Linked DNA regions of Homo sapiens: all the other regions are linked to region 1. A link is a contact called in ENCODE Hi-C data. All regions are on one chromosome and are shown on one strand. Each heading gives the region's core, a stretch centred on a gene start or an enhancer-like site at or near the end of the contact. The rest is flanking DNA. Distances are from core to core; before and after follow the strand shown. Region 1 holds the start of SERBP1 (SERPINE1 mRNA binding protein 1). Region 2 holds the start of EFCAB7 (EF-hand calcium binding domain 7). Region 3 holds the start of PGM1 (phosphoglucomutase 1). Region 4 holds the start of ALG6 (ALG6 alpha-1,3-glucosyltransferase).

Region 1 (6,879 bases), core at 3,400-5,899:
AAATTAATAGAAACAATTAGCCAGACTGCTACCTGGCAATTATGCCCAATTTATAGCTTAACATTAAAATGTGACTCTATAAAGTAACAAAATATGAAGACTTCTTTGGTTTACGCCTGTAATCCCAATATTGCAGGAGGACAGCTTGAGCACAGGAGCTCAAGACCAGCCAATGCAATATATATAGTGAGACCTCAGCTCTACAAAAAAAATTAGCAGTGTGGTGGCGTGACCTTGTAGTCCGAGCTACTCAAGAGGAGACTGAGATGAGAGGATCATTTGAGCCCAGGAAGCAGAGGCTGCAGTGAGCCAAGCTTGTACCACTGCACTCCAGCCTACATGTTAGACCAAGACCCTGGCTCAAAAACAAGAAACAACTTACCTATCAACTGAAAATTCGCCTCCTTCACCCTTTTCTTCAAGTGGCTTTTCGAATCTTCGTTCACGAGGTGGTCGCCTTTCTGGTCTTCTATCAATTATTTTCCCTTCACCCTGAAGTTGTTGATCAGGTCTTCTTCCAACTCGTCTTATTCCTAAAACGATAAGATAACCTGCATAAGCAAATTATTTTTGCAATCCAAAAACTTTAGGCCTGGACTGTCAAAAGCTGCTTCTCTTCCAATCCACTACCATTTCCTGTTGGAAAAAAGCAAACACTGGGCAACTCTAATGTGTAACAAAGTACCTTAGGAAAACTGCCATTTAAAGACAATAAACCTTCCAATCCATACCACCGACTAAATACATAAATAAATAAAATAAAAACAATAAACTTATTTTAAACTTCTATTTAAGTTTGCCAAGTTCTCCCCCTCAAAAGCATTTTCTATAACTGACTTGGAAATCATTTGGGCAACCATTATTCCCGTCACTTTCCAAGATAGTCTCTTAATAAAAACTTTTAAATTTAAAAAATTTTAGGCAAGCAATACATTTTGGCTTTTAAAATACCAAAGAAAATACCAGCAGCCATTCATAAATAACCAAGCAAATCAACACACTCACTAGATATGGCCCCTCACAAAAGTGAGGGCCGCACTATGTTATTCTATCTAATCTGAAAAAAAAATGCAATTAAGACTCATAATTCTATAAAATTACAAATCTGAAAGGAAAATATGGCATTTAGGATTATTAGAGAACATCACTTCAGTTTAAAACAGCCATTTAACCAGAAAAAGTGTCATCTTTTGGTCTTCTTAGCTACAGGCACACAAAAAGGGCCATCTTCCCCTATTAAAGTTTAAAATTTTATAGCATGTAAGTGTATATATGTTTGTACACACTCCCACATCCCTAAGTACTTCCAAGTTAGGAAACAGTTACTTATTATGCATGGAGAGAGTCCTCTAAAAAATTTGCCCTAACAACTATCTTTATTTTCAAAGAATCTTTAAAAACCAAATACACACACGTTAAGACCGCTTTTAAGCAACATGTAAGAAATAAGAAAACTTGTGACACTAAGTGATAGCTGAAGCATTTACTAATTTCCCCCTTTACTACTTTTTTCCTGTAATGTCTGAAACCCCACAAAGGCAACCAATTTAAATTATTGGTGCCCATAAGGATCAACAGATTGATGGTTAAATTAATGACTTTAAGATTGTTGGTATGCTCTAATTCCCAATTTCTGACAAAGTCATAAAGCAGCTGAGGAATTGGTTTTACAAGATTTTAAGCTGCTTCACTTTGGTTCTTTCTAAGAAAGTAGAACACCATCAAGACACACCCAGTTGTTCTGCTGCCTGTTAACTGGAGCCAAACAGTAACTATCAATCTCTTCAATAGAATTTTGAAGTTCATTCCCTGTAAATACTCAAGATAGACTACAAATATTAGACCTTACACCAAGGTATTTAAATAAATGTCATCAGTAATAAAGTGCACTGGGGTGGAGTTATGGAACCAGTCCTTGCAATAATATCCAAGCCAAACACACCCAAGTGAACAATAGTTGGCGTCCCCACCCAATATCAAGTTTACAGAATCTTAAAAACGTATTAAACCTACCTAATGAAAAAGACTGACATTTAAAAATGCAAGCTTCTTTTGATATACTTATCTATAACTTGCAAGCTCACTAACTGCACTAGTTTCAAGGCATTCATTCTTTTTTAGAAAATCCCTGGTCTACACTCTCAATGACATTCTGCTGTCAATTCTCAAGTTCTTCAAATGGGCAAGAGAATGTACAAAATTAATTCATAAAACATAAACATTAAATATCTGTCTAAAGTATGTCAAGTATTATGTCACAATGTGTTATCAAAATCACAGAACACAATCAGGTTAACCTTCCTACTACATGCAGCGACTTTGTTTACAGATTTATTCCCAGTAATCAGGACAGTAGAATCTCAAAACGGGTATTGTCCATTCAACACTTTTCCTGTATTTTACATGCTTGTATTTTATGCAACTTAACAGTAGTGCTCTGAAATACTGACCTAAGGAAAATGCTGATTGCTAACATGGAATAGTTTTCCCATGGAAAGACTCATTGAACGGTGAACCTAAGTCTTGGTTCTAACTTCATGAAATCATTCCCCACATTTGTTAACTTAAAATACTACTTTTCAGGTAAGAGCTTATTTCATAGATGGGCTTCATGATCAAAATAACTCAGGCATTTAAACCATGCTTCATGTTTTGAACATTCAAAATGAGTGAACACATCTACCTGGTACACATTATTCGTCAGATTCAACTTTTTCGTGTACTTTCTTAAGCTTAAGCATAGTTTAAATAATTACACAAGTCAGCGTTACTTAACACACGAATTAAATGATTTATTTAATTGTGCTAGATTGCCATAAAGCTTAACTGGCTGAAGAGATACTTGGCCTAAGTGATATACATGCTTTCTAATACTCCAACTGTATTTTTCCTCAACCTATAATTTTACCACAAGAATTAATTATTTTCTTTTATTCACCACCTAGGACCGAGGTTCTTCATTCCGAGCCTCACAAAAGTCCTCAAAAAAAAAAAAAAAAACCCTCCTAAAACAAATCCTACCACGAGAAAATTGTTTTGATTTTTAAAATTAGTTCACTGTTACAGAATTCAACTAAAGCTAAAGAGAAACAACTCCTTTCAGAGAAGCACGTGGCAGGAAGGGGTAATTTCAACTTTCAACATATAAATGCAGCTTTAAAGATTCAGACCTTAGGTCCAACACCTGCTTGCTATTGATCATGCACGTTCTTATCTCCAAACTGCTTGCTCTTTTTTTTCATCCGCAACAAACTGGTAAAGCGAATGCAAAAATCAAGACAATCCTGTGAAACTCACAGTGCCCTAGAAACAACTATTAACCGCCAGTGAAACTCTGACCATGCTTCACGCACATGTGGTGGAAAAAAAAAACTGCGAACTCTAAAGAGCTCTGCTGCGACTAACGCTGTGACAGCCTCTGCACTCACTTCACCCACGAGGCCCAGACCCCACCACGTGAAAGATTCAGTTTGGGGAGTCGAGAGAGAGGATCGTGACTCGAGGACGTTCCTCGGGATGTCCTGCAATCACCAGTCTTCATTCATAATTCCCGCTCCTGGTTAATCGAGTGTGGCCAAACTCCTCCATTTCCCAACGGCTCAACTCACCCCAGCAAGTTATGAGAAAGTCCTAACAGTTGAGAGGTGGAAGAGAAACAAATAAAGGACATGCGGCACCCCAACCTGCAGCTTACTCCACACGTCTGATGGCCTGGAACGACCCCCTGCTTTTCAGCGGGGATACTCCGCGCCGTCGTGGGACAAGACGGCAGGACAGGAGCCTGAAACAACAGCACCTCAAAGGAGCAGCTCTGCGCAGTAAGCAGCGATGGACCCCCAAGCTCCTCCGTAACTACGGAAAGCTTCGGTGAGGGGCCGGCTTCCCCGCACCTCAGTCCATGCGCTCACCCGCCAAGGAATCCGGCGGGAAGGCAACAGCCTCCCAGGACCTCGAGCGCGCTCGAGGAGCAGCTCATCTCCGACCACGCTCCTCTGCTCACAACCTGAGGCGGGAAGGGGATGGCTCCGAGAACCTCGCCGGCGGTGGCTTGAACTTGGGGCTACCACGCTCCTGGCACCTTCGCAGGACCGGACTTTTGTCGCGTGAAGAAACGTGAGGATATAGGCGGCAAAGTCTCCCGCGGACCCTCGGAGCTCCAGAAACAAGTGGCAGCCGGCAGCCCCCTCGCTCCTTCCCTCCATCCCAGTCTCCCCCACATTCTGCCCCTGCTTTACCTTCTTTCTTAAGCGCCACGGGCGGCTGCGTCTCCTCTTTCTTGTCAACCACGCCAACGCTGGGGGGCAGCGGGTTCTTGCGGTCTTTCTGGGACTCCTTGCGCAGCTGTTTGCCTGCCGCGTTGGAGTTGGTCTGGGCCGCGGCCTGAGCTGCGCTCTTGGCCCCAGGGCCCCCAACGCCGCCCCCGCCGGCTTCTTTTTTCTTGTTCTCTGCTGCCTTCAGCACCTCGAAGGGGTCCGATTCGTCGTCAAATAACTGGTCGAATCGGTTGGTGACCACGCAGCCGAAGCCTTCCTGTAAGTGCCCAGGCATGATGGTGGCTCGGCGGCGCGTTCCTCCACGGATTGCAGCGGGCCGCGCCGAGCCAAGAGCGCCTGCTTCAGCTCTTCCCACAAGATGGCCGGGCCGAGAGAGGGGGGCCGTCTTCTCTTCCGGCGCCAGGCACACATCCGGGAGCGGCCTGCGCCGCAAGGCACTGTGGGGTATGTAGGCCAGAGTCATTTCTCCTGAGGCGACTCTCCGCGTCGGGACTACAATTCCCAGGACGCACCGCGCGACAACTCTTCGCGCGCGCCTGAGAGGCGAGACCCCATGAGGGGAGTGAAGCGTGCGGGCTGAAGGAAGGGAAGCGTGGTGGTGGGCGGAGTCCTGCCACCTGCTCTGGCCACCCTTAAACTCTCTAGGTCTTCAGCTACCTTGAAACCAAAAAACCGTGACGGCGTAACTGACTCGCGAAAGTGCTCTTTGGTTTCACTCACGCCCCCTCGGGCTCAGGGCTAACTTTCCCCACCGCTCCAGGGGGGTCAAGGTGACTCCCAGACCTTACATCTGAGACGCACAAACTTCCGGGGGAGGGGGTGTTGCTGAGGCGCCGCGCCGGCCGCGGGTAGGCTGGACCCTGCCTGTGCCAAGTCCGAGCTGCTCAGTTGCTGGAGTGGCCCTCCGTCAGCCTCCACGGTGAATCGAGGCTCTTCTGTCTAATGTGAGGGGGAATACGTTTCCTCTCGCGGGGACATGAACTAGGGTAGCAGAACTAACCAAAAAGACAAGTGAAACTATCACATGGGAGCGTGGCGCGTCTTTCCCGGGCTTCTCACCGTGTGGCGGCGGGTGTCGTAGGAGTGGTTAACTCCTGACGGTGCAGCGCTAGACGCGGGGCAAGCCTCCAGGAAGCACTGTTTATAGAAACCCTGTTACAATTATTCCAATTAATCGTCCGTTCGTGTCCGGCAAGTCAGGGCTTAGGTGGCTGTGTTGTTAGTCACATGCGCTCAATACATATCATTTGAGAACATTTCGAGTGCATGTGTGCTAGGAGTTGCGGTGAGGGGAGGGAAATATTGAAGTCAACACTTAATAATGACAAAGCATTGATACTAGTTGAGAATATTAAAATTCATTAAAAGAATACAATTTGAATGCGTATTTAAGCACATTTGGTAGCACCGGGTTTAAGTATATCATAATTTTTAAGTCCTTTTCCATTAACACAAAGTAGCAAATGCATCGCTTATTTGGTAGGAGCTATGAATAACCTTGAACTCAACATTTTGTTAGGCAAATAGTTTGCCTCTTTTCACAAATGTTGAAACCACTTCAGAGATGAAATGATTTACCAAATTCACACCTCTGTAAGTGCTAGTGACAGGCATTAGCCCAGTATTCTATCTCCACTAGGAGACTGGACATCAGCTCTTTAATTCAGACTGCCCTGATAGAAAGCAGTCCAATTTTTAAATTTCCGATATAATTTAAACATTGTTGCGTGTCAGGATATGTAACATGGCGGAATGTAATCATCAATTTCCGAGCAGATTTTAAATCAATTCCTTAGCAGGGAAAATAGAAGACACGAGTCATATTACATACATGGGGCAGCAAGCCTCCTGGTTTTCTTGTTTCTCAATCCTCCCCTATTCCTCACTTATTTCCCTGCTGCCTCAGTCCTGCACCCTGCCCACAACGCCCAACCTCAAACACACCCCCTATCTCATCCCCCCTTCCACAGGCTCTGGTTCTGTGGCACCTACCAAGACAAGGAGCTTTTGACCATACTCTTCCCACCTTTTTGAAATAGCTCAAGTGCAATGTAGAAGATCTCCACATTTTGACAGATTTTCTCTCTTCACGGGCTGTTGCGTCTCTGAGACTGCCTGCATCTTTGAGACATCTGTGAAAGCTCCTCTTCTTAACTCTTTCTGGCCACGGCCACAGTAACAATATTCATACTAAAACGTGATGTTTTAGTGTGTGCTTGGTGCACTTTACATACGTGATCTCCTTTAAACCTTACATCAACTCTATAAGAAAGTTATTACTCCATACCTCCCCCCCGCAAAAAAAAAGTTATTGCTCCTGTTTTAAGATTAGGAAAATGAAAACAAAGAGCTTAAGTAAGTTAACTACTCCTGCCACAATCTGGGGGGTGGGGCAGGCCTGTTGTTATTCATTTTTCTCCTCCATTACAGATTTCTGGTTTGCTCAAACAGAGCTTCGTAACCACCAAGCATTATTACAATAAGAATATTTGAAAATAAGCTACACATAGAGGAATTTTCTGGCTATGAATTTATGAGGTTCATTTATGCTCTTCAGAGAATTTACCTATTAAGATTACATAAAAATGTTATGAATAAGCATTTG
Region 2 (7,187 bases), core at 565-3,064, 3.9 Mb before region 1:
GGTAGAGGCTGCAGTGAGCTGTGATCACAGCACTGCACTCCAGCCTGGGCAACAGAGCCAGACTCTGCCTCAAAAAAAGAAAAAAAAAGTTCCACTTTTCATAGTTTTTTGGTTCCCCACTCCTATACACAGATACACACAGTTCAGGAGGTATTACCACTTGTTTGGCAAATACACCTCTGTTTTCACTGTATTCTTAGGGATTTTGTGTGTGTGATTGTGTGACATTATCTTTGCAGCTTTGTTTATTTGAGAACTGGATGATTTTTCTAATGCAAGAGTAGGGAAACAAGTCTCTTTGCTTAATTCTGGGGAAAGGAAAACCTCCTCAATAATCCATAACTTTTAAGGGCATCAGTAAAACATGCATTTATTGGCAGCTGTGTTGAACACCCTATTAGGTGATGGGTTTCTTTATCTGTAAAGATAATAGCAGCCCCCATCCCCTAAAGTATTTTAGGATTCAATGAAAAAACGTAGATAAATTGATTAATACAGCACCCACATTGTAATTCAAGATTCAATAAATATAGGTTATCATTTCTGTACAGCTTTCCCCTTTCATGTCAATTCCTATTTGATACAAAAATTTCCCCAGCTGTGTTACTTTGCATTTTACTTAATCCTGAAATAAACTAAGGAACAGGTTACACTAGAGGGGGTACCTAAATCAACCTGAGGACAAGGACGGCCAAGGAGAAATTACAGGTGTTTGATATCCACCCCACTCCCCCAACCTTTAATGGCTTTTTTAAGTTTCTATAGGGTAGCAACTATTTTATGCATCTCAATATAGGATGGATGAAGGATATGAAAAACAGATGAATCTTATCTAGCACAATGCCTATTCCCACTATGGTCATTCTCAATAATCAGATTATTGGTCATAGATGGGAATTTAGAGATCATGCAGTACAAACTTATTTGTGTAAGTAAAAAAAAACGAAGCTCAGGGTCGATAAGTGACTTGCCCAACAGTGAAAGAGTCTTATCTGGAATCCAGGTATCTAGACCCACTCAGTCCATGAGTTCTCCCACGGGTTTACACGAACGCGCCACATTAATGAAGGCAAGGGACTGACAAACTACGAAGGCGTGTTTTCATCTACTCTGTCCCATCCTGTGTGTCAACCTTATTTATGTTATTTCAAGTTAGACATCACCTAAATACAGCCCACAGTTTACGAAATCTGTCAAAAGCATCGTAGAAACAGAAAGCGAAGGAGGACTATCGTATGAGTACCGCTGGAGGAGACGTAGAGTTGAGGGTACCAAGCGAAGGGAATTGCCTGTGGACAGAGGAGACAAGTTCATACTCCGAAAAAATAGGAAAACGAGAAAGGCTACTGGGCCACATAATATCTTCTCTTCTTGCAGAGGGCCCCCAAAACAGCAATACCTGGGGAGGAGATACCTACGGCATTCTGAGATTCGGGAAAGCACCACTGCCGCTGAATAAAACGAACCCAGCAACTTCCGAAAACAGAAAATCCGCCAAAGGAAACGCCAAGGCATGAAAAGCGCGCGCTGGACGTTGCGTCAAGCCCACCGCGGCCGGGCGGAAACATCCTCCCCGCGACGAAGGATCCGGGTGTGCGCGAGCAAAGGAGCGAGCGGGGAGTTCTAGGCCCAGGACAGCACCTATTTCCTGCTGGTGTAACAGAGCACCTTCTCTCACTACTCTGGCCATACCACCCCCGCGATAGAGGAGCAACACAGCTGTCTCTGTGCGCTCCGGATCAGCGCTTCCTAGATTTCTAGCCGGATCGTTTGGAGAAGGGCTCTGCATCTTATTTCCGGTGGCGGTGAGGTGCAGTTGCCATGGTGATTAGAGAAAGGCCGAGATCTGTCCAGCTGCGGTGAGAGGAACGCTGAATCGCCGAAGAGAATTGGCTGCGCTTCCTTGTTTGTGAGCTAGAATTAGGTAGCAAACAGCTCGCTGTCTCTGTCTCTTCGCTCCCTCTGTCCCTCTCTGTGCAGCTGCTTCTCCTTCCTCTGCTTTGTCTACTTCTCTGTCATAAACATTTGGTCCATGTATGTACCTAAAATGTACATGTAAATGCGGTTTTATTTCCAGAGGAATACAAAAATAGAGAGATGGTGCCCGAGATTACCTGTGACGGTATTTCACTGTGTAGGGACGGTGACTGGACGGCTTTCTGTTTTCACTTGGCCCTGTAGAAGCCTTAGGCGCTTGTTAACAGTTTATTTTTCTTGCTATTGTGTGGCTGGTTATTTATGGAGCCGTTTGCTGCAATGTACTCTCTAGGCCCCTGTCTCAGTCTCGGGCCGGAGTTTTAAGTAAGGGAGGTTTCCAAGCCTGCGGGGGGTGCAATTATATGTTTATTTAAGCTTTAGTTTGGTTTCTCGTCACAGAAAGGAAAAGAATAAAATTCTGGCACATTTCTGCCTTGGGATTTCCATGTGAGGGAGTTGCCTTGTTTGGAAAGAATATTTGAGGACGATCCTAAAATATACTTATATTTTAAAATTGCTTATTGCAAAGTGAAATTCATTCTCCCTTACTTCTTGAAACAGTTTTCTTTCACATTTGTGAGGAGATGCATGCACACATATGTGTTTAGAACTCTGATGCTTAATTATAGTATTACCAATTTGCAGTAACCAGACTGTGACACCACATCCCTGTGGGGTCCTTCTAAATCTGGTGTAATATGAAAGTGTCAGGCAGGCGGCCTGCGTATTATAAATAGGGTACTTCATCCATGATAAGCAATTATTATCTTTCTTTCCCAAGTGTAAATGATCTATATAATTCGAAAAGGTGCAAGTGATTTAGGCCTCCTGAGTAGGAATGCAATGAGTCCTGAAGGGGACCCTACCTGTGTTATCTTATTATTGAACTTGAAATATTCAATTTATTAGGTTGGAGATCTATTTTTAGAAGTCAAAGCTGGGTAGAGTAATATTGGAAGCTGTTAGACCACCAGTAGAATCTAATACCCCATAGTAACCATTGTTCAGTACTATATCCACATTAACAAAGAAGAAACTGTTCGTGAAATTTACGGCTTTTTGCCACTTACTGCTAGCTGGGTGACATTGCTACCCCTCAATTTCCTCATCTGTAAAACGGACAAAAAAATACCTGACCGCTGTAATAGGGATAAGACAAGATGTATGACAGTTCTTTAAGCTCTTATGTACAGAGGTGCTATACAAACCCCAAATATTGTTATTAATAAAGGAACACAGTAAAACTATGATAATGCTATAAATAAGACTTTTAAAATATAGCTATTTGAAATGTGGGGCTGCATTATTGAGATGTTAATGAAATGATCTTGTTGATCCTGCTGTGGAAGATGGGTGTCAACTACCACTCATATCCCGATTCTCATTATTCTGGAGTTTCTCATTATCTGCAGTTTATTTAGCACTTACTACGTGTCAAGCAATATTGTATATGCTTCACATGTATTAACTGATTTGCTCCTCTTAAAAACCTGATGAAGACTGTCATCTGACTTTCGTATTTTGAGAGAATAGATGTGTGCTCTTCCTTTGTTCAGTGATTCTTCTCTTGTGTATATCTTTGTTCTTTTGGCTATTATCACATATTTGAACAATTATATATATACATATGTATATATCTAAAATTAGAAATTAACTGCCAAAGGCTTATTCTTGTTTAATATATAATACGTCCATATACAACTATAGTATTCGTCTTTTACTTCCACATATAAAACTTTTAATATCTTGATCTTTTCATATATGTTATAAATTTTCTTCTATGTATAAAATCTTGATTCTCCTCCCTGTATTTGAAAGACATGGTGACATTTGTGTTTTAGTGACTCACATTGACAAACACATTTTTAAATTATTTTCCAATAGAATGGCGATCAGTCCACGAAGCGATGCAACTTTCTCCAGTCAGAAATCAACACCTTCAGAGAGTCCTCGAACAAAGAAATTTCCACTAACTGAAGAGGAAATATTTTATATGAATTGTAGAGCTGCCTACTTAACTGTCTTCAAAAGCAGCTTGGAAAACATTATTTCTAAAGATCAACTTTACTTAGGTAAATTTTTAAAATTTTTAAATCTTTCACCTTTTTGTTGAAAGTTAATAAATAGGTCCGAAAGACTGAAATTAGAATTACCTTGTTGAATCATCCCAGTTTCTTAGTGAAGCTTGAGCAATGGAACTACAGTAAGCTATTATGTCATATCATATAGTTACATATTCTAGGAACTACAAAATAAAACTTTCAATGTTTATACAAACTAGATGGGTAATTGAAAGCTTCTATCAATTACTACTTGCTTAAGATACTTTTAATTCTCATTTTGGTGCTTTAAGATTTATCATAATAAAATTAAAACGCTTTTGGCCTCTTAAGTCACTAGCCTGAATTTGACCCATACTGAGGAAAGTGTAAAGGATGTGTAAAAATGGGTGGAATGTCTGAAAAAGTGAAGTACTGAGAGATAAGTGAACTTTTAAAAGAGAATTGAGTTGGGGTTTTTTTATTTCTTATTTTTATTTTTTGTTTTGTCTTTTATTGCTTCTGTCCTTTATCACATTTAAAAATTCCTCTCATTACAAAGGTCCCCAAAACCACCAAATTTGGTTCTTTCCAGGAGTATCAAATGATTTGGACATCTTTAGTCATGAGAGAGTAGTAAACAACAGTACTAGATAACACTGACTACTCATGTCAGTTTCATCAAGGCTAATAACTTTATGGGTAGAGAAACTGAGTTATTTTGCCAATTTTATAATGAATTTTCTTAAACCAAAACCCTGACATATTTGTGCAGCAGTGTCTTGAGTTTGTATCCAATAAGATCTATTTGAGGAAATGTATTTTGAGGAATACAAGAATTGACAAGATTAAAATTTATTTGATGTCTAAATAAAATACATTATTTGTAAAGTAGTTTAAATGCAAATGCACATGACTGACTTTTAAAGTCATGTTTAATTTTGATTTACATAATTTTAAAATTACTAAAATGCTCTATTTTGAATTTTAAGTATTTGTGTTTAATTCATATACATTAAATGTTTAGGCAGACATCCAATAAATTTTTTTTTTTTTGAGACGGAGTCTTGCTCTGTCTTCCAGGCTGGAGTGCAGTGGCGCGATCTTGATTCACTGCAGCCTCTGCCTCCTGGGTTCCAGCGATTCTCCTGCCTCAGCCTCCTGGGTAGCTGAGATTACAGTTGCACGCCACCATGCCTGGCTAATTTTTGTATTTTTAGTAGAGACGGGGTTTTGCCATGTTGGCCAGGCTGGTCTCGAGCTCCTGACCTCAGGTGATCTGCCTGCCTCGGCCTCCCAAAGTGCTGGCATTATAGGCGTGAGCCACCACGCCTGGCCAATAAATTAAAATTACTTCTAATTTGCCATTATTTCTAAAATAATCCGAGTTTTTTTTTGTTACTGTTTTGAAAATATACTAAGAGAAGGAATCTGCTAAGTTTAAAAGTTTAACATGCCTTCCACTACTATGGCATTTAGTTTGTGAATCAATGTGTATGTATTACTAAGGTGCTATCAATCTTATGAAATTATCTGGGAGGATAACTATACAGTGTTTGTCTCTTCAGTGTTATATACACTTTTGGTTTTAGGGTGGAATACTCTCTTAACGTTGTAATAATTGATTTTAGATAAACTATTTTTTAAAAAGGAGTAACATGAACTAGAGCTGCTGCTTCTTGCTACACCTTTCATCTATATCCTTCTGCCACTTATGTGCATTTCCATTTTAAGGTCAGAGACAGCGGTAGCATTACTATAGCTTTAAGTTCCTTTTTTGTCAATTTATAAATAATACAGGATTATAGATGCATGTCAGAACTTTAAAGTAAACCCTGGCAAAAGATCCATATCATGGTGTCAAAATTTAAATATCTACAGCTACGTGATATTTTTACTATCATCAAACTTAATCATTAGATCCAGCTAATTCTAAACCTAGAGATTAAAGTTAGTAGGAAATAGATTGTATCAATTTCTTAGCTATGGGGACATCTGCTTACTGAGTACATGTTTTGGCATAATTAATTTTATTCTGAGAAAGTTGTTCTTGTCTAATTACCAGTACATTTTTTAAAACAATATTTTCTTTGTTACTAAAGATAGCAGCAAGCATATGCTAAGCTACCACTTGTGAGAAAAAGTTACATACCTTTTTTCTCAAAACTGAACAGAAGATATAATTTTCTTTCATGTGGACTTCAAATGCTGGCAAGGATGTGGAGAAAAGGGAACCCTCTTACACTGTTGGTAGGAATGTATATTAGTACAACCACTGTGGAGAACAGTTTGGAGGCTTCTCAAAAAACTAAAAATACAGCTACCATAGGATCTAGCATCCTACTGCTTGGTATATATCCAAAAGGAAATCAGCATATTGAAGAGATATCTGCACTCCCATGTTTACTGCAGCACTATTCACAATAGCCCAAATTTGGAAGCAACGTAAGAGTTCATCAATAGATGAATGGATAAAAATAAAAAAAGTGGTACATATACACAGTGGAGTACCATTCAGCTATCATAAAAAAGAATGAGATCCTGTCATTTGCAATAACATGGATAGAACTGGAGGTCATCATGTTAAGTGAAATAAGCCTGGCACAGAAAGGCAAACATCACACATTCTTTCTTATCTGTGGGAGCTAAAAATTAAAACAATTGAACTCATGGAGATAGAGAGTAAAATGATGGTTACCAGAGGCTGAGAAAGGTAGTGGGGGTAGGGGGAGAAAATAGAAAATAGAAAAATAGAAAGAATAAGACCTAGTATTTAGCTAGCACAACAGGGTGACACTAGTAAAAAAAATCATTTAAGTGTACATTTTAAAATAATTAGAGTATAATTGGATTGTTTGAAACAAAGGATAAATGCTTGAGGCAACAGATACCCTATTTACCCTGATGTAATTATTGCATACCTGTATCAAAAAATCTCATATTATACACCTACTATGTATCTCCAAAAATTAAAGATTTAAAAAAAAGAACCTTAGAAAAAAGGCACTTTAGGCTTAACAATAAGGAAGAAATTTTGCAGGAAATTTTATATAATATTCATTGTCATAAAAATAATTTAGTAGTTGTGTAAATGTGTTCTGTATATGTACCATGATTCAGTTAACCACTCCTTGATTCTTTGAACATTGTTTCCTTTATTATTAGTAGCAG
Region 3 (6,775 bases), core at 4,276-6,775, 3.8 Mb before region 1:
GTCCTAAACTGTAGACATCCTCAATATTCCTCAATATAGATTATTCCACCATTACTTGACACCACCAGACAGGAAGATGAGGATACATAGATATAGAGCTGTTTTGTTTTTAACAATAACATGATACATGCTTTTATTGTATGCCAAATAGGTGCCTGCTAAGGCTTTGTCTATATGTTGTTAATGAATTACTTTTCAATATTTCTCACTTTGATAATTGGTTTCTATATAAGCCATGTAACTAATAACTGTTAAATGTTAATGCCACTATATCACCCACTTCACCATCCAGTATTTTCATTATAAACTCCATACATCTTTTTTATTATAAATTTCACATACATACCATTGATTATTTGTTGCAGTCATCAAAGATTGCTATCCTATAGTAAATACATTTCTTTAAATCATTGCAATTGGAATGCAAATGAAGGATAAATATGATTGTACTTGAGAATAGTAAAATTCATAGAGACAGAATAGTGGTTTTCAGGGGTAGGAGGGAGGAGGGAATGGGGAGTTACTGTTTCATGGGTACAGAGTTTCAGTTTGCGAAGATGAAAATGTTCTGGAGATGGATGGTACAATGGTTGCACAACAATGTGAATGTACTTAGTGCCACTGAATGTACACTTAAAAATCATTAAAATGGTAAATTTCATTACGTATGTCTTGCCACAATGAAAACAAAATGCTTTTGTTTGTTCACTGCTGTTATGATAAAGATCTCAACACCTGACATCCCCTACAAGGCCCAATATGATCAGACCTACCATTCCACCCCGAGGTTTTTATACTCCAGTTACACTAACTGTCTTTTTTCAAGTTATTGATGACACTAGATTCCTTCTTACTTTAAACTTCCCTTAACGTTCTTTCTGGAATGAAATGCTCCTCCTCTCTTTTCACCTGGCCAGGTACTATTACTCATTGTTTTATCCCTCAGCTTACATAGCACTTTCTCCAGGATATTGTCCATGACTCTCTCCAATGATAGATCCTTCTATTTACAATCTAACAGCACCTATACTTCTTTGTTGCACTTATCACAATTATGATTTATTATTCAGTATCTGTCTCCTGCAACATATTGCAAGATCTGTGAGACCAGAGACTATTTTGCTTTTTTTTTTTTTTTGAGACGGAGTCTCGCTCTGTTGCCCAGGCTGGAGTGCAGTGGTGCGATCCTGGCTCACTGCAAGATCCGCCTCCCGGGTTCACGCCATCCTCCTGCCTCAGCCTCCTGAGTAGCTGGGACTACAGGCACCTGCCACGACACCTGGCTAATTTTTTGTATTTTTAGTAGAGATGGGTTTTTACCCTGTTAGCCAGGATGATCTCGATCTCCTGACCTCATGATCCGCCCACCTTGGCCTCCCAAAGTGCTAGGATTATAGGCGTGAGCCACCGCGCCCGGCCGAGACTATTTTGTCTTATTCATCAAACACCTTTCAAAGAGCTGTCATTTAGTACAAGTTCAAAACATATTTATAGAGTTAATGAATCAATACACGAACGAATACATCTAAATGGTAAAGAATAATTCATTAATGAAATAATGAGGGCCGGGTGTGGCGGCTCATGTCTGTAATTGCAGCACTTTGGGAGGCCGAGGAAGGCAGATCACTTGAGGTCAGGAGTTCCAGACCAGCATGGCCAACATGGCGAAACGCCATCTCTACTAAAAATACAAAAATTAGCTGGGCATAGTGGCATGTGCCTGTAATTCCAACTACTTGGGAGGCTGAGACACGAGCATTGCTTGAACCCCAGAGGTGGAGGTGGAAGTGAGCCAAGATCGTGCCACTGCACTCCAGCCTGGGTGATGGAGTGAGACTGTCTCCAAAAAAAAAAAAAAAAAAAAAAAAGTAAGGATTACCACTTAAAAGGTATTTCAAAGAAAAGGAAAATACATAATATGTACTTATCATTTTAAAAATAATACAAATTCCCTATAGAAAACCTGGAAAATCCAGATAAAATATAAAGAAAATAAACATTGCCCTATCTTGCAACTCAGTGGTAATCATTGTTGCATATCTTGGTATATTTCCAATGGCTTCTTTCCCGATTTCAGTGCTACCCACAGGGGAATAAGACTCCTTCTCTTGCTTTTCATAAATACTACAACTTGGAAATCTCTGCAAGTCAATTTTTGAACGTGGGTAGAACCTGTGAATACGATGATACATTACTCCTATGAACACGTTACAAAGGGAGATTATCCAGGTAGGTCTAATCTAAGAAATGGGGACCTCAATCCTACAACTGCAAGGAAATAGATCCTGCCAGCAATCTGAATGCGCTGTGTTAAAATCAGATCAAACTTTAAAAATTTTTAAAAGTTTAGCATGCATACAAAGAACAGTTTACAAACTGGAAGACATCTAACCAAAAGTGGCAAGAAGCCCAGCTCACAGCAGTTACAGTACAGCTTATAAACATTGAGGAAGAAGTATTTTGACCTTCGTTACATTCTTTTTAAGGCGAGTAGAGCTGTTAAGCTGATTTGTCTATAGCTGATTGGTTTAATTTCATTGACTCACACTGTCAAGGACATTTTGTGTTTTGTTTATGTCTAGAGCAAGTGTTTCAGGGAAATAAGGATGACTTAAGTTTTGGCTACCTGGCTATGGGTGGTTGGACTTAAAATATCTAAACTGGAGCCTCTATTTTTATTTATCTTTAACACTTGAAAGAAATTCTTCCCAGAGCCTCCAGATAAGAAGCCAGCTTGGCTCTTGACTTCAAATCAAGGTGTTCTTCCCAGAGGCTCCAGATAAGAACGCACCAAGCTTGGGTGGGTTCTTATCTTGAGGCTCTGGGAAGAATTCAATGAAATTAAACCAACTGGCTATAGACAAATCAGTTTAAACAGGTATGCTTGCCTTAAAAAGAATTTAATGAAGGTCAAAATACTTTCTCCTTGATGTTTATAAGCTGTTATATATCCGTGATTACCAGGATTGAACCTGGCCAAACCTTTTGATCTATAGAATTGGGACTTCTTATCTATAGAATTGTGACATCATAAATGGGTGTTGTTTTCAGCTGTTGAGTTTGTGGTAATTTGTCATACAGCAGTAGAAAAGTACGGGTTGAGTATCCCAAATCCAAAAATCCCAAACCCAAAATGCTCCAAAATCCAAAACTTTTTGAGTGCCAACATGACACTCAAAGGAAGTGCTCATTGGAACATTCTGAATTTGGGATTTTTGGATTTGGGATGCACAACCATTGTAATGCAAACATTCCAAAATCCGGAACAATCTAAAATCTGAAACATTTCTGGTACCAAACATTTCGGATAAGGGATACTCAATCTGTAATACAAGGGGATTGCATAAAGGCATGATTATCAGGAGGCAAGGAACATGGGGATCATGTTAGGTCTGTATAAGGGGCCACAGTAACCCTGTCCAGAACAGCAGAACTGCCAGTTAACTCATAGAATCATGAACTATAATCATGAATGGGGGTTGTCTTAAGCCACTCAGATTTAGACTGGTGTGTTATGCAGTTAAAGCTAATTGTTACAACTTCTGGGGTGAGAGAAGTATAGATCAATTCCTCTTAAATGAAAAGCTCCATCATATTTCCAAAGATACTGAAGAATATAGAAAGGGCATGAGATCTGAATTTGGGCCCGTGACTTTACAAGTTATCATTTATTGATGACTTACTTATTAGCACTGTGGTAGGAGCTGTATATTCTCTATCTAAACCATACAACTCTAAGGTAGGTATTTTGAAGGCTCAGTGAATCTATGCTATATTTTCATTTTGTGGAGTTAGATAACCTTGATTACATTCACCATCCAATCCTCAATTCTCTCGTCTATAAAATGGGCTTGATTATATTATTTAATTCACAAGATTACACTGCTCTGTAAACTCCTGTGCAAATATTAGAACTCATTACTAGCAGTCCAGGGTTCCGTTTTCACATAATATTTGCCACCGAAACTCATCTATAGTGACTACATCAACACACTGTATCTACATAGCATGTACTATATGAGCATGTATATCAACACTTGGTTTGTGAGAGTCTGCACTCTTATGGGTCTGTTCGCCTCCCTGCTTGATCAAGACATACCAATTAACTACCAAAAGAATATAATTCACAGGTGAATGATATGCTCTGGTTTTGGAATTGGGGAAGGGGAGCTAATATTTTTGAAGGCCTCTATGTTTCAGGCACCAGGCTAGATGATTTACTTCTAACAGCTGATTATGATTGAATTTGTTTGGACTGGGTCATTTAGAAACCACCTCAAGTAATTCTACTGTGAGCATGGGTCACAGTAGGATTCTACTGTGTATCCATGACTGAGAATTTCTGACATACAAAACCCCATTAAATCTTGCAAAAATATTCCAAAGTAGGTGATATGTTTATTTTACAGTAAGGAAATTGATGCCCACGGACATTAACTAACTTTCCCAAGAGCACACACCTTGTAAAGCCAAGTTTTTTGCCACTTTACCAAAATGACAGGTTTCTTGAACAGAGGAGACAATCACTCTCATCAAATTAAGGGAGATACTAAACCGAAAAGCAAGAAAGACTGAAGATTCCTACTTAATAATCAAATCCCCTTGGTTGACCTTGCTATCCCCCGTGAAACTTTTCCAGCCATGTCAGTCCTTGTTTGTTGATCTCCTCACTTTATTTCTATTACATGAGTAACTGGCTAATTTTGATGGTGTTCATACTTATCCTTACCATATATTTGCTCCTACATTTGTCAAGTCCTGCTTGTACATTTCCTAGTTGCCAACCTGGTGTCACAGCGGGCAAATCATGGGAAGAGCCCTGGTTTTGGAGCCAGACCACCTGAATTGGCCTCCCGCATGGACTTAGCTGTGTGGCAATGAGACAAGGCATTTTATTCTTTGAATTTCAGTTTTGTAAGCATAAAAAGGGGAAAAATAAAACCCAGAGTTTAGTAAGGTTTAGAAACGCTACACTCAGCAAGTCATAGCTAAGTCACCGTCACCAATGGTAGTCAAGTGTGTGGTGCAGCAGGAAACATTTGGAGTCGACTCCTTTACGGAACTCAAATGCCCTCACATTTAGGGAGAAATAGAAAGAATTACGACTCATGAAATCGAGCTGGGGCTGGCACTTCTGACCCTCCCAACAGGTTTCCAGAAAGCTATTTACACACGATGCATTCGCCAAACCACTGGAAATCATTCTACCCTGTACTTTTTTCCACCCTGCCTCACGTCCTTGCCCTATGACCGGGTTCCTACCCCAACCTCTGCCCCAACACTTAGAGGAGGAGTTGCGGGCCTCTTTTTACAGTGGATAGGATTCCGAAGGGGAGAGTAAATCAGTAAGGCTCCACCCATTTCACAGGAGGCCTAGAGACCGGCGCTCCCCTTTCCCCTCCCGCCGGACCTGCCAGGAGGTGGGCTGGCGCGGAGGGAGGGCCCTGTCCCCTGTCCCTTTAAGGAGGAGGGCCAAACGCCGGCCTAGAGTGCGGCGTAGCCCCCACCCGCCGTGCCCTCACCCCAGAGCAGCTGCAGCCTCAGCCGGCCGCCCCTCCGCCAGCCAAGTCCGCCGCTCTGACCCCCGGCAGCAAGTCGCCACCATGGTGAAGATCGTGACAGTTAAGACCCAGGCGTACCAGGACCAGAAGCCGGGCACGAGCGGGCTGCGGAAGCGGGTGAAGGTGTTCCAGAGCAGCGCCAACTACGCGGAGAACTTCATCCAGAGTATCATCTCCACCGTGGAGCCGGCGCAGCGGCAGGAGGCCACGCTGGTGGTGGGCGGGGACGGCCGGTTCTACATGAAGGAGGCCATCCAGCTCATCGCTCGCATCGCTGCCGCCAACGGGGTAAGGGATGCGCGGCCCCGCGCCGCTGTGCACCCTGGCGCGTGTGCGACGTGCGGCCCGCGGCGCCCTCCCTCGCTCGGGGCCGGCCGCTTCCGCGCGCTGCCGCCTCGGTTTCCACCTCCCGCTCCTCCCTCTCCTTCGCGCTCGCTCTTCTGGCCTGGAGGCCCGACGGAGGTCGCCGGGCTGGGGAAAGTGGCCACGGGACCCGGCAGACCTGCTCGCCTGACTCCCGGGGCGCCGGGAGGTGCGGGCGCGGAGCCTCCCAAGGTCACGCCCGACTCTCCGTCTCTAGCCGCTGCCTTCCCTCTCCCCGTCCCCCGCCCCTCCCGAGGCGTCTGACATTTGCCCTAACCTTGCAGCCTTGGAAGATACGATTACGGCGCAGAGTGCTGTCGCCTTAAGCAGGAAAGGTTAGACTGCCGCCGCCTCGCCCAGAGCCCCCTCGCATCCCGCCCGCTCCTCTGCTATTCTCGGCTAGGACTGGCGCTTCCCGCTGGCTCGGAGCCCGACACTGTGGGGCAAGGGTGGCGAGAGCACCCATCCCCCTGGGGCGTCAGGTTGGCAGATCTCAGCAGGCGGGTGCCAATCTTTTCTCCCCGCCCCCTAGTTTGCCTTGGTTCCGAACTCCTGCCCTTTGCGCGGCCTGCTTGCTGGGGGGCAGGCGTTTGAAACATCTAGTCTCTGCCCAGTGGTGCCCGGGATCTGTTCCACCGACGGGGCTGGAGCTGAATTTTCATTAGAATGGCAACATACCCAAAGACGCCCTTACGCAAGCAAGCAGTCGTGGCAGGCCAGGAAATTACCGCAACACCTTGGTTCCGCCCCCGGCCAAGGAAAGTTAACTGACTTGATTGGGCGGGTCCACTCGGATAGGGGAAATTAAAAAAAAAAAGTTTTTCAGTAAATCTGATATATGGAAATGTGGG
Region 4 (7,447 bases), core at 4,787-7,286, 4.1 Mb before region 1:
TGGGAGATGGAGGTTGCAGTAAGTCGAGATCGTGCCCCTGCGCTCCAGCCTAGGCAACAGAATGAGATTCTGTCTCAAAAAAAAAAAAAAAAAAAGAAAGAGAGAGAGAACATTTGGGCATCAGAGACACCAGAACAGCAGTCTGCAACTAGGGAGCCTAGAACCTTCCTGTTTTTTGTGTGTGACAATAGTTATTATCTCACTGAATGAGAGTTCTGTAGAACATGCTTTGGGGAAATGTCACTCTCAAGTTTTCTTATATGTCAGAAGGGGATAATAACACCTGTTCTACCATTGTCTCAGAGTTACTGTGAAGATCAAGTGAGCTGGATATGAAAGACTTTGGCTAATGCCTATACTGAAACATGACAATGTAAGTTTAACTCTAACATTCTGCTACTCAGGTGAACTTATGCCCTACATGGGGCAAGAGTATAATGAGACTTAGAGGTTACAGAATAATGGAAAATGAGTCATTTTGACCCATAAAAGGGTCAATTAAGGAACAGGTACTGATAAGAAAATAGATTCTATTTAAAAGAATAGTTATGATCAGGTGAATGGCTTTCAGTTAAAATCAGAGAAGATCTGAAACTTATATAGAAAAGGGCTTGTTTTCTTACTGAGTGGAAGTGATCTAGGAAAGGGACTAGAAACTATTATAAAAGTATGATTTGTGTGAGGAAGTTTGCCTAGCTGATTAAATATTGACAGTACCTTCAATAAAGTATATAATAGTTTGTTAAGGTTGCTGTAACAAAATAGCACAGGCTGCGTGGCTTAAACAACAGAAATTTATTTTCTCAGAGTTCTGGAGGCTTGAAGTCAGAGATCAAAGTGTCTGCAGGGTTGATTTCTTTTGAAGCCTCTCTCCTTGTCTTGCAGATGGCCCTATTCTCCTGTCTTCACATGGTCTTTCTTCTGTGCGCATGCATATCTGTGTTCAAATTTCCATTCTTGCAAGGATCCAGGCATGTTGGGCTAGGGCCCATCCTAATGTCCTCACTTAATATTAATTACCTCTTTAAAATCCCTATTTCCAAATATAGTCACATTCTAAGGCACTGGGGATTAGGACTTCAACATATGAATTTTGAGGGCTACAATTCAGGCCAAAACAAGTTATATGCAATTTGTACCATGAGATTATCTTTACTCTACATACATGAAATGGCCACCAGAGGTTGCTCCTTTTGCAAAAGACATGGCAGAAAGACAAGTAAGTAAGGGGATTTGAACTCTGATTTTTTGGCTGGTGAGAAATAAAATTGTTAGTTGGGCTCTTGCCCATTTCTAGTTTCATCCCAACTTTTCTGTAGTGGATTACAGATGGCCGGAAATTCTTTCCTACCTTCCCACTGAGAGGCAGAATCTATTTCCACTCTCCTTGTATCATGGCTAGGTTGCTGTGTGACTTGTAAGGCTGGGGTGTAAGAGATCTGCAACTTTTGCCTTTGCCGCTTGGAATGCTCTCTCTGGGAAGTGAGCTGCCGTGTAAAAAGTTTGCGAAACTTTCTGAAGAGAGAAGCCCTGTGGAGAGAGGGCTGAAGCTGTTCACGGATGTTTCAGCCTGAGCTGATCTCCCAGCTGAATGCAGCCTCATGAGTGACCTCAGACAATCCCAGTGGAACAGATGAACCACCTACCTGAACCCTGCCTAGATTCTTGATCCATAGAAACATGAGCAAATAAAATCATTGCTATATAAGCCGCTAAATTTTGGAGTAATTTGTTACACAGCAGTAGATAATTGAAGCCATCACCTATTAGTCAAACTGACTTTAGAGATTAATAGTATTCATTTCATATTCTTTCCCATCTGCCTTTAAAATGCACCAACTTTTTTTTTCTTTTTTTTTCCCAATGGAGTCTCGCTCTGTCGCCCAGGCTGGAGTGCAGTGGTGCGATCTCGGCTCACTGCAAGCTCCGCCTCCCGGGTTCACACCATTCTCCTGCCTCAGCCTCTCGAGTAGCTGAGACTACAGGCACCCACCACCACGCCCGGCTAATTTTTTTTGTATTTTTAGAAGCGATGGGGTTTCACCGTATCTCCTGACCTTGTGATGTGCCTGCCTCGGCCTCCCAAAGTGCTGGGATTGCAGCCGTGAGCCAGCGGGCCTGGGCAACAACAACTTTTTTTTTTTTTTTTGAGACGGAGTCTTGCTGTGTTGCCCAGGCTGGAGTGCAGTGGCGCGATCTCGGTTCACTGCAAGCTCCTCCTCCCGGGTTCACGCCATTCTCCTGCCTCAGCCTCCCGAGTAGTTGGGACTACAGGCGCCCACCACCATGCCCGGCTAATTTTTTTTTTGTATTTTTAGTACAGACGGGGTTTCACTGTGTTAACCGGGATGGTCTCGATCTCCTGACCTCGTGATCCACCCGCCTTGGCCTCCCAAAGTGCTGGGATTACAGACGTGAGCCATTGCGCCCAGCCAACAACTTTTAAGATGGATTATACATTAGTGTAATTTGATTTCAGATAATTTTTTTTTATTTTTTTGAGACAGGGTTGTGCTCTGTCACTCAGGCTAGAGTGCATTGGTGCAATCATGGTTCACTGCAGCCTCAACCTCCCTGGGCTCAAGTGATCCTCCCATCTCAACCTCCTGAGTAGCTGGGACTACATAAGCACACCACCACACCTGGCTAATTTTTATATACTTTTTGTAGAGACAGGGTTTCGCCATGTTGCTCAGTCTGGTCTTCAACTCCTGGGCTCAAAGGATCTGCCTGCCTCAGCCTCCCAAAGTGCTGGGATTACAGCTGTGAGATACTGTGTCTGGTCGTGGTTTCAGAGAAAATTTTCAGATAAGAACAGTAGGCTTCTGGTGGGGATGCAAATATATATATGTATGGGCTGCTATATGGTAGGAGGAAGAAGACACTTCAAAGAAAGGCTATGAAAAAGTGAGCACATGTTAAAGACAAATGATAATAGCTATTATTTATTGATTGCATACTATATGCCAGGCAGTATATTCAAGTTTTATATGCATGATTTCATTTTACTCTCATTAAAATTCAAAGAAGATGACATTATTATTAATTCTTTTTTTTTTGTAGGTGAAGTAATTATGCCAGAGACATTAGGAGACTTTACCAAGTTCACACAGCTAGAAAGTAGAAGAACTAAGATTTAAATCCAAACCTGTTTGTTTTCAGAGTCAGAGACTAGTTCTTAATCACCTTTCTACACTGCCTCTAAACTTGATCTGCTTTACAATTTTGCTATGGCTTATCCTTTTTGCTTATAGTAAATGCTATCATTCAAAATGCATTTTCTGAACATCTGTTATGTAAAGGCACTGGATATTCACATGTGAAAGATGATACCTATTGAAGGTAAAGAGCAGGAGAAGGTATATAGATGGCAGTGGTGAGACAATTCAGCTATGAGTTAGTGACTGTGATGTCTCTTCCGCTATTTATTCATGAACATTTTGAGCATTAACTTTTTGTTAAATACTGGGTCAGAAGCTGTTGGGTTGAGAAACAGGAAGGAGAGATTGATACCAACTTCCATCACTTTAAGATGTATACTTTTTACATATTAATATTTCTGAAATTATATGTTTTACAGTAATTACTAGCTTAAATGGTAGCATTGTTTTCTTCCTCAGTGGTACATAAAATAATGGTGCTTTTTACAAGTGGTGGAACTTTAGATTCAATAAAGTATGATTTTTGGTCTGCCAAACATGGTTCTTGTTCACCAGATGCTTAATATTTATGATCCTGCAATGTAATGGATTTCTCCCTACATTTGTAACCATGTAACATCCTTCACCAATGTGCCTTTCTCCTTTTGGCCTGAGATAATGCATTTATTCAAGTATGGTTGTTTATTTTCTCTCTATACTGTCTCCATCATTATTCAGCAAATGAAACACTTTCATCTCTCTATCTTCACCCCAATTTCTTTCCTGGGCTCTGATTCATAACTGACACCTGAGTATTACAACTTTCTTGTCTTTATGTTACCGTGAACTCAATACAATGAACCATCTTTCCCTCCAAGCCAGATTATTCTCCAGGCTTCCCAAGATCTATCAGTTCTTGGGAACTGTAATGCACACTTGAAACCTTGGGAGCCATCCTTGATTCTTCCCTCTCCTTTGTTTCACTTGTACATATCTAGTATGCTATTAAGACCTGTACACGAGGCCAGGTGCAGCAGCTCACGCCTGTAATCCCAGCACTTTGGGAGGCCGAGGCAGGCAGATCACCTGAGGTCAGGAGTTCGAGACTAGCCTGACCAACACAGAGAAACCCTATGTCTACTAAACATACAAAATTAGCCAGGTGTGGTGGTGCATGCCTGTAATCCCAGCTACTCGGGAGGCTGAGGCAGGAGAATTGCTTGAACCCGGGAGGTGGAGGTTGTGGTGAGCCGAGATCGTGCCATTGCTCCCCAGCCTGGGCAACAAGAGAACAAGAGCGAAACTGCGTCTCAGAAAAAAAAAAAAAAGACCTGTACATGTTTCTTCTTGCATTGATCTCTCCCTTTGCAGTTCCACTATTGCCATCTCAGTCCAAGCCCTTGTCTAATCATGCGTGGACTGCTATAGTCTCCCTCTGATTCATCTGATCCATTTTCACCACTTTAAGTTTTCTCTAACACTGTAACTGTACTGTATACTTGACTCCCTGCTAAAAGTCATTTAATAGCCCCTTACTGATCACTGGATACATTCCAGACACCATAGCCTGGTATTCAAGGCTCTCTACAATTACCAGTCCTTTCCAGCTTCATCACCCACCACCTAAACTAGAGGAAATGTTCTACACTTTTCAGCTGCCACAATATTTGGCTTGAACCATTTCCTTTGTCTAGATTCTTACTCTCATTCTCTGGGCTTATCCAGCCAGGCTTTCCTTCAAAGCTCAGCTGACTCCTCCAGGAAAAGCATTTCCTGATGGTTTGCAGTTTACAGTGAACCCTCTTCTCCTAACTCCTACAGTGCTTAGTGCATATGTAAGTAATGTAACATTTAGTATGTGTTTCCTTCTATAGCTTTTTATCCTTTTATGCATAAAAATGTCTTTCCAATGAGAATTAAATGCCTTGAGGGCAGGGACCTGCCATATTTCTCCATATTCCCAGTGCTGATGGTCTTTTAGATATAATCATATTTTAGACCTGGAAGTTCACCTAGCCCTACTGATTTCTTTCACAGTTGAAGAAACTGAGGCCCAGAGAGAAGTTATTCAGACTCAGTAGAAAGCCATAGTCCTAGCCAAATATTTGCTAACACTTACAAATTATAGGGGTTGGCTTACGTAGAATGGCAAGATTCAGAAGTGGGGAATGAGGGCACTCTCTGAACAAAGGAAGGCAAGTAAAAATCATCACAGCCGTCCATGCGTGATTGGACAGAAGCCTAGACTGAGATGGAAATAGTGGAACTGGAAAGGAAGGGATCAATGCAAAAGGAAAAGTGTGCAGGTCTTACTAACTTACTAGATAGGTATTTTTGGCAAGTTTGGGACCAGGTGATTCAAGCTGCCCGCTGGGGCACGTGTAGTGGCTACTCGAGGGCAGGGCTGTCCTTTTGCACAACGCACAGGCTCTCGCAAATGGTTGGATGTTCAATGTTTCTTACTTTAGGGGGCTGCCCAGTCTTCTTCTTCGCAGGCATGTGGCTAGAAGAAAGTGAAGCAGGTTGGCTTTCTGGCTCCTCGAGGGCACAGGCCCAGAGGTGGTGAGGACCGGCCAAGGCTCTCTGCTCAGTGCAGCAAGCCAGGGCCCGCCCCTGACAGGAATCCGTTGGCTAAGCAGCCGCTCCGGCCTTGGCCACGATCCCAGGAAAGAAGAGCAAGGGGCTTTCCACCTGCCCCTAGCCTAACCCGGGGCTGGGGACCTCTCGGGTTCCATCGGCTCTTGCCCCGCCTCCTAAGCCGGCCGCCTCCTGTCCAGGCCAGGTTGCCCGCCCCTCCCCTCACGCTCGACGGGCTCGCTCCCGCACCGGGCGCGCGGGTGGTGCGCGGGCACACGGAGGCGGAAGGCCGGAGGGGCAGTCCGCCGCGGGGGCGAGCGCGCATGCGCCTTCCTGGGACCCACGGCAGGCGCGAATCCCAGCGGCCGGCGGGCGGCGGGGTAAGAGCATGGGATCCCGGAGGTTCCGGACCCCAGGCCAGTGTGGGGAGGTGCCGGGGGCTCGGACGCGCCACGAGCCGGCGCAGAGCTGGCGACCCGTCTCCCAGCTCCGCTCCACTCCCAGGGACGCGACGCGAGGCCTCCCCAGCCCTTCCTGCAGGGTCGCTTGTGGGTCGGGTGAGGGGACGCGGTGATAGTGGTGGCACTTGCAGGCTGGGGCGGTCCTGGCACCCTTGTCCTTGCGGTTCTGAGGGCCTGGCCCTCAAGAGGAGGGGCGGAGAAACGCGAGAAGGGATCCCTTTCGCCCCATATACACGCCCGGGATAGCTGCACTCCCCGGTGTTGTGTCCACTGCGGTGGAAGGACCTTTCAGACTAAAAGGAGCAAAGTCGGTTCTGGGATGGGGACGGCGGGCTTGGCATTTGTCGAGATGCACCGTCAGGGCAAAGGAGGACGAAAAGCGCATCTACTGCCTGCCTAGCAACTTCGTGGCCAGTGGATGGGTTAGAAAATTACTGTTTTCTGATTTACAGGTGGAAAAAGTCGCAAATAACCCTTTTTCTGGTTTAAGCAGAAGAGAGTCGTTAAAAGCCTCGCATAATATCTTTAACCACACAGGGCTCAGTAAAATTAGGGTACCTCCCCGCTTCGTACACACAGACGCACACAGCTCCATTCAGCAAATACTTCTTGGGTACCTGCCTTCTGCTAACACTGTTCTACAAGTGGGGAACAGAGAGCAACGACTAAGACAGGAGGATCCCTGCTCACAGGGAGCCTTTAGTCAACACATCCAAGTAATTTCCTTTTACACTTTTTTTTTTTTTAATTGAGACAGAGTCTTGCTCTGTCGCCCAGGCTGGAGTGCAGTGGCACGATCTTGGCTCACTGCAACCTCTGCCTCCCGGGTTCGAGCGATTTTCCTGCCTCAGCCTCACGAGTAGCTGGGATTACAGGAACGCACCACCACGCCCAGCTAATTTTTGTATTTTTAGTAGAGATGGGGTTTCACCATGTTGACCAGGCTGGTCTCGAACTCCTGACCTCAGGTGATCCACCTGCCTCGGCCTCCCAAAGTGCTGGGATTACAGGGGTGAACCACTGCGCCCAGCCCCTTTTATGCTTTTTAAATTGGAATATACCATATAGAAAAATACTGTACGCAAATTATAAGTTGTAACTTGTTAATTTATCCTAAAGTCAACACATTTCCTAACCACTACTCAAATCAAGAAGGAAGATTCACAGCATTTCAGAACACCTCTCTGGGCACCCCTCCCAACCACCATCCCTTCTTTCCTCCCCAAAGGTAACCTCTTTCCTGATTTTTAACACCATAGATTAGTTTTG

Evidence for each region. Hi-C counts contacts between places; a loop is a spot of excess contacts on that map. Pooled maps may share reads with other maps.
Region 2: a map of CD8-positive, alpha-beta T cell shows a loop between it and region 1 (10-fold over the local background). The contact joins the promoter of EFCAB7 here to the promoter of SERBP1 in region 1. A Hi-C loop is called at or near these places in 2 of 168 maps with a recorded cell type or tissue (both CD8-positive, alpha-beta T cell), 1 of 37 single-sample maps with no recorded cell type and 8 of 50 pooled maps.
Region 3: a pooled map shows a loop between it and region 1 (16-fold over the local background). The contact joins the promoter of PGM1 here to the promoter of SERBP1 in region 1. A Hi-C loop is called at or near these places in 8 of 50 pooled maps.
Region 4: a map of B cell shows a loop between it and region 1 (18-fold over the local background). The contact joins the promoter of ALG6 here to the promoter of SERBP1 in region 1. A Hi-C loop is called at or near these places in 3 of 168 maps with a recorded cell type or tissue (B cell, CD4-positive, alpha-beta T cell and naive thymus-derived CD4-positive, alpha-beta T cell) and 8 of 50 pooled maps.

Annotation. Positions count from the first base shown.
Region 1 is chr1:67,425,753-67,432,631 of GRCh38, forward strand. SERBP1 (SERPINE1 mRNA binding protein 1) reads right to left here and starts at 4,650. Exons shown (of 8, transcript NM_001018069.2): 1 at 4,236-4,650; 2 at 383-533. The coding sequence starts at 4,548. RefSeq lists enhancers at 3,187-3,823, 4,459-5,094, 4,532-4,801, 5,012-5,091, 5,122-5,301.
Region 2 is chr1:63,521,711-63,528,897 of GRCh38, forward strand. EFCAB7 (EF-hand calcium binding domain 7) reads left to right here and starts at 1,815. Exons shown (of 14, transcript NM_032437.4): 1 at 1,815-1,924; 2 at 3,862-4,049. The coding sequence starts at 3,863. It overlaps ITGB3BP (integrin subunit beta 3 binding protein), which reads right to left and starts at 1,515. Exons shown (of 9, transcript NM_014288.5): 1 at 1,419-1,515. The coding sequence starts at 1,423. RefSeq lists enhancers at 914-1,537, 1,699-1,778.
Region 3 is chr1:63,587,886-63,594,660 of GRCh38, forward strand. It overlaps PGM1 (phosphoglucomutase 1), which reads left to right and starts at 5,526. Exons shown (of 11, transcript NM_002633.3): 1 at 5,526-5,849. The coding sequence starts at 5,604. RefSeq lists enhancers at 5,513-5,802, 6,503-6,562 and a silencer at 5,843-6,142.
Region 4 is chr1:63,361,591-63,369,037 of GRCh38, forward strand. ALG6 (ALG6 alpha-1,3-glucosyltransferase) reads left to right here and starts at 6,037. Exons shown (of 15, transcript NM_013339.4): 1 at 6,037-6,097. RefSeq lists enhancers at 5,497-5,636, 6,497-6,606 and a silencer at 5,837-6,316.